Linked DNA regions of Homo sapiens: region 1 is linked to region 2. The links are chromatin contacts, found by Hi-C or POLR2A ChIA-PET in ENCODE. All regions are on one chromosome and are shown on one strand. Each heading gives the region's core, a stretch centred on a gene start or an enhancer-like site at or near the end of the contact. The rest is flanking DNA. Distances are from core to core; before and after follow the strand shown.

Region 1 (3,184 bases), core at 386-2,885, 38 kb before region 2:
CCTTAGAATTACCTGACAGCTTTAAAACTATAGCAGTGTCTGGGATTTGTCCCAGACCAGCTGAACCCAAATCTGAGTTTCTGATGCACAGTGAGAGTTGTGAACTATATATAGTTCTGATTATAATAGTGTACATATTTATTGAAAATGTATCAAACATGGTGTCAAGTAGCTTACATGCATAATAATTAAACAACACAGCAGTTTTATGTAGGTATTATTCCTATTTCACAGGCAAGGTAGAGAGGTTAAGTACCTTTTCCCAATGTTACATAGCTGGAAAGTGGTTGAGTCCAGGTTTTTGTGACTCTAAAGTCTAATGTCTTAAGCAATTAAAACAAAAAACCTTGGGTTCTTGAATTTGGATGGCAAAATAATGACATCTTTATTTTTACTAACCTATAACTGAAATTTAGCAGTTCCTTCAATTTCAAATGTTGGCAACAAATCACAGTTGTGTTAGCAATACTTATTTTGTCACCAACAGAAATTAGAAATATTTTCATATTAAATTACAGATTGGGTGTGGTGGTGTGGGCCTGTAGTCCCAGCTACTTGAGAGGCTGTGGTGGGAGGATTGCCTGAGCCCAGGAACTTGAGGTTGCAGTGACAGAGGGCCTGGGTGACAGAGGGCGACTCTGTCTCTTAACCACAATTAGCCGGGCGTAGTGGCACGTGTCTGTAGTCCCAGCTACTCAGGAGGCCAAGGCAGGAGAATTGCTTGAACCTGGGAGGCGGAGGTTGCAGTGAGCTGAGATCACGCTACTGCACTCCAGCTCGGGCAACAGAGCGAGACTCTGTCTCAAAAAAAAAAAAAAAAAAAAAAAAAAAAAGCCTGGCGTGGTGGCTCATGCCTGTAATCTCAGCACTTTGAGAGGGCGAGGTGGGTGGATCACTTGAGGCTAGGAGTTCAAGACTAGCCTGGCCAACATAGCAAAATCCTGTCTCTACTAAAAATGTTAATACAAAAATTAGCTGGGCGTGGAGGCACATGCCTGTAATCCCAGCTACTCGAGAGGCTGAGGCAGGAGAATCACTTGAAACTGGGAGGCGGAGGTTTCAGTGAGCCGAGATCATGTCATTGTACTCCAGCCTGGGTGACAGCACAGCTCTGTCTCAAAAAAAAAAAAAAAAAAAAAAGGAAAACTACAGATGTTGTAGATATTTCAAAGTACAATTTCAGTACTTCAAAATTAGGGTAATTGTTAGACTAACCTCTAGATCTTATTTACTGTGTTAAAGAATCATATTACAATATTTTAAGTTGCTTTAATATATTGATAATTGTATTTGAATATAATTAATTCTCTTATAAGCATGGTACCATTCACAAAGAGGGAGAGTTTAGTGGATAGCTTGATGTAGGGTAGACAGGAAATTTTAAATTCATAAATCCCTTTGTCTAGGCTGAGCGTGGTGGCTCACTCTTGTAATCCCAACACTTTGGGAGGCTGAGGCTGGCAGATCACTTGACCTCAGGAGTTTGAGACCAGCCTGGGCAACATGGTGAAACCCTGTCTCAAAAAAACAAAAACAAAAACAAAAAAACCACACACACGCAAATTAGCTAGGCACGATGGCATGCATATGTGGTCCCAGCCACTCTGGAAGCTGAGTCAGGAGAATCCCTTGAGCCAGGGAGGCAGAGGCTGCGGTGAGCCAAGATCGTGCCTTTCACTCTCGCCTGGGCAATAGGAGTGAAATCCTGTCTCAAAAAAAACAAAAGAATCTTTACAGAAGAGACTGTCTCTCTTTCCCATCCCTCCTTTATTTGTTTTGTTAAATAGAAATGAAACCTAAGTTCTTTGTTGTTACATGTCAAAGTATTAGATTAAAAAACACTTAGGGTTTAGGAGTGCTTTTTACTAAGCACTTCCTAATAAATTAGGGAAGAGGATTATATGCATCATCTCACCAGGCATTTTAACTATCCTATAGTTTGATATAGTGCTGTTTAATGTAACTTTCTGCAGTGATGGAAATTTTTTTGTTTGTGCTATCCAGTGTGGTAGTTGTTAACCACAATGATGCAGAAAGAGAAAGTAATATAGTAATAGTTAACAGGAACATAATAACATTATATAATAATAGTTAACAGTATGTGTTAGATGCCAACTACTGTTCTTAGCATATTGTATATATTGACTCATGTAATCCCTACAATAGCCCCATGTGGTGGGTAGGGCTAAGTCTCTTTACAGATGAAAAAACTGAGGCACGGAGAAGTTAGTTGACTTTCCAAAGGTTATATAGGTAGTAATTAGAAGATCTGGGATTCAGACTCTGGCAGTCTGGCTTCCTTTATGCTCCCTTTATACTTCTTTATCATTTTCCCCATACCCACAAATGCATTTACATGCTGCTTTCAGAAACAAGACATTAAAAGGAATTTAAGATAAATAATTTTGTTCTAATTATTAACTAAAAGTATTGTGGTACTTTATAGTTTATTTCCCCTTTGTTACTTGATTCTAATCATGGACTCAATTTACTATTTAGTGTAAGTAAACTTGTATTCAGTGTGGTGTTTTTTTGTTTTTGATTTTTTTTTTGAAATGGGCTTTCGCACTTGTTGCCCAGGCTGGAGTGCATGGCGCAACCTCGGCTTACTGCAACCTCCGCCTCCCAGGTTCAAGCAGCTCCCCTGTCTCAGCCTCCCGAGTAACTGGGATTACAGCTGCCCACCACCACACCTGGCTAATTTTTTGTATTTTTAGTAGAGATGGGGTTTCACCAGGTTGGCCAGGCTGGTCTCAAACTCTTGACCTCAGGTGATCTACCCGTCTCAGCCTCCCAAAGTGCTAGGATTACAGGCATGAGCCACCGCTCCCGGCCATGGTGGGTATTTTTAAATAACCAACACCGATATTGTTAATAATCTAGATGTTTTTCCTCCCAAAGGTTAAAGTTAGGTTCTAAAATTTAATAATAATATGATTATTTTCCTTACTGAAACAAAATGTAATTCTCAGGTCATTTTGTGATGAGTTGGCTTTGGTTAATGGATATTTCGCTTTCCCTAGAGAACATATTTGAATAACTAACCTGTTACACCTAGCATGTTGTGTTCCTAGAGACCCAAAAGGGGGAAAGTATCTCTCAGAGACAGAGTTCCATCCTTAACTATATTCAGGCCAACCTGGTGGTAGATTAAAGGGGCGAGAGAACTGTCATTTCTCAAGTA
Region 2 (2,949 bases), core at 442-2,941:
ATTTTAGAGTTTGATAAACTGGATAGTTCACTGGACTCTTCCAGTCATGCCCTGCTTTTCTATTACGGTGTCCCACACACCGAAGACATCTCTGCTGGCTCCCAAAATTCCCTATTGAAACATACATCTGTCTCTTTATGGGCCACATCATCATCAGATGCTTGTGTAATACATCCCTAATTGAAATCCAAATTGATCCAGCCAAGCTTTTGCCTAATATCTGTTGAGCCAATCTGCCTTACAAGTTGGAAAACCTATAATTAAGGAATACAAAGCTGAAGGTTTAATAATTCCTTTTACCAGCCCCTATAAGACTTCTATTCTCCCAATTAAAAAAAACTTCATGGTTGAGGGTAGAGATTTGTTTAGAACACCTTACTTTCATATCAACTGATAGTAAATTTTTCACTGTAATTGACTTTTTTTTTTTTGAGACAGAGTCTTGCTTTGTTCCCCAGGCTAGAGTGCAGTGGCACGATCTTGGCTTGCTGCAACCACCATCTCTTGGGTTCAAGTGATTCTTCTGCCTCAGCCTCTTGAGTAGCTGGGATTACAGGCATTTGCTACCACGCCTGGCTAATTTTTGTACTTTTAGTAGAGGTAGGGTTTCACCATGTTAAGCAGGCTGGTCTCGAACTCTTGACCTCAGGTGATCTGCCCACCTTGGCCTCCCAAAGTGCTGGGATTACAGGAATGAGCCACTGTGCCTGGCCCACTGCAATTGACTTTTTTTTTTTTTTTTTTTTTTTTTTGAGATGGAGTCTTGCTTAGTCACCCAGGCTGGAGTGCAATGGTGCGATCTTGGCTCACTGCAGCCTCTTCCTCCTGATTTTAAGCGATTCTCCTGCCTCAGCTTCCTGAGTAGCTGGTATTACAGGCACCTGCCATCATGCCCGGCTAATTTTTCTATTTTTGTAGAGACAGGGTTTCATCATGTTGGCCAGGCTGGTCTCAAACTCCTGACCTCAGGTGATCTGCCTGCCTCAGCCTCCCAAAGTACTGGGATTACAGGCATGAGCCACTGCCCCTGGCTGTAATTGACTTCTGCAGTGCCTTCTTCATTATCCTTGTTGTTCAAACCAGTGAGTAACTATTTGCTTCACTGGGGAAGGACAATAGTTCATTTAGACTTATGCCTCAGGACTGTACTGAAAGTCCTTTCTATTTCTCTCAAGTTCTGAAGCCTGATTTAGGAGATGGAAGTTTTCCCCGGGACTTGTCCTTACTATGATATGTAGATGATCTACTTAGTTCCTCTTCCCTGTAGCTGGCTTGTAAGGAAGATGGTGTTGATTTATTAAAACATCTAGCTGCGAAATGTCATAAGATTTCTAAAGAAAAGTTATAACTAGTAAGACACAAGTTAAATATCTGGGCCATCTAATTTCTTGAAACAAGACTACATTTGGACGCTGAATGGATTCAGGACATCCTGCACTTCCCTAAACCTGAAATGAAATGGCAGCTTTGAGGGTTTCTCAGACACACCAGCTACTACTGGACACCAAACTTTTCTTTGATTGCTTAACTTCTACATGCCCTACTTAAGGCTCAAGTGAGGCTCTTACCTCAGGCTCCCCAGTAGCTGGGACTGTAGGAATGTGCCACTGTGCCCAGCTAATTTTTTTTTTTTTTGAGAGTCTCGCTCTGTCACCCAGGCTGGAGTGCAGTGGTGCAGTCTTGGCTCACCGCAAGCTCCACCTCCCTGGTTCATGCCATTCTTCTGCCGCAGCCTCCCGAGTAGCTGGGACTACAGGCGTCTGTCACCAAGCCCAGCTAATTTTTTGTATTTTTAGTAGAGGTGGGGTTTCACCGTGTCAGCCAGGATGGTCTCGATCTCCTGACCTCATGATCTGCCCGCCTTGGCCTCCCAAAGTGCTGGGATTACAGACGTGAGCCACTGCGCCCAAACAATTTTTTTTGTATTTTTTGTGGAGATGAGGTTTTGCCATGTGTCCCAGGCTGGTCTCGAACTCCTGGGCTCAAGTGTTCCACCCGCCTTGGCTTTCCAGAGTGTTGGGATTGCAGGCTTGAGCCACCATGCCCAGCCAACTGTCTTTCTTTTTGTGAAAAGAAAGAAAATGCATGTCTGACTCAGAAAAATCGAGATAACATTGCCCCGTTGGATATTGCAGTCAGCAACTAGATCCAGTAGCTCAAAGATTATCCCCCATTCGAGAACTATCCCAGCCACTGCCCTACTAGTCAAATCCACCAAAGAAATTATCATGGTATCTCCCTTAACCACCTTTGTTTCCCATAGTATCAAAGCTCTTCTAAATTTACATCATAACAACACATCTTTGCCAGTCATCTTACCTCTTATGAAATTCTTTTGCTGACTCTTCCTCCTCACAGAACTCTTCTTGATGTAACAGTCTTACTCCTGTGACTCTTTTACCCCTTCCTTCTGATGAGACACCCCTCCACCTTAATGATTGTGTGTGTATATGTGATATACACACAGATAGCAGATATGCCTTTGGGGTTGCTCATGATTGTAAAATGTTATAGGAACAAATAGGATTTGGCCGGGTACGGTGGCTCACGCCTGTAATCCCAGCACTTTGAGAGGCCCAGATGGGCAGATCATGTGAGGTCAGGAGTTTGAGACCAGCCTGCCCAACATGGTGAAACCTCATCTCTACTAAAAATACAAAAATTAGTTGGGCATGGTGGCGTGGGCCTGTAGTCCCAGCTACTCGGGAGGCTGAGGCAGGAGAATCACTTGAGCACGGGACGTGGAGGTTGCAAAGTGCTGAGATTGTGCCACTGCACTCCAGCCTGGGCAACAGAGTGAGACTCTCTCTCAAAACAAACAAAAAAAGCCAAAAACAAATTGGTTTCCTTATTTCCACTGGAGGAGTTGACCCTTGTACGAGACTTACTGGATGTCATTCAGCCACCAGCTGTGTTGACTATTAAAAGAATTCCTGGACATTCAGGGTT

Evidence for each region. A loop is a pair of places that touch in the nucleus more often than their neighbours do. ChIA-PET counts read pairs that join two places held with the same protein, here RNA polymerase II (POLR2A). Pooled maps may share reads with other maps.
Region 1: a loop to region 2 is called in a map of natural killer cell, with 2.2 times the contacts of the local background. The contact joins two enhancer-like sites. A Hi-C loop is called at or near these places in 2 of 168 maps with a recorded cell type or tissue (naive thymus-derived CD4-positive, alpha-beta T cell and natural killer cell) and 3 of 50 pooled maps. POLR2A ChIA-PET finds 5 or more read pairs at or near these places in 11 of 52 experiments (A673, CD4-positive, alpha-beta memory T cell, CD8-positive, alpha-beta memory T cell and 8 more).

Annotation. Positions count from the first base shown.
Region 1 is chr3:136,727,527-136,730,710 of GRCh38, reverse strand. All of the region lies in intron 1 of STAG1 (STAG1 cohesin complex component), which reads left to right. Among named protein-coding and RNA genes, the nearest start is that of STAG1, 23 kb to the left of the region's middle. Within about 2 kb of position 1,635, at least 5 of the 41 ENCODE cell types and tissues checked have a DNase peak (open chromatin) inside an H3K27ac peak, as active enhancers do.
Region 2 is chr3:136,690,117-136,693,065 of GRCh38, reverse strand. All of the region lies in intron 1 of STAG1 (STAG1 cohesin complex component), which reads left to right. Among named protein-coding and RNA genes, the nearest start is that of STAG1, 61 kb to the left of the region's middle. Within about 2 kb of position 1,691, at least 2 of the 41 ENCODE cell types and tissues checked have a DNase peak (open chromatin) inside an H3K27ac peak, as active enhancers do.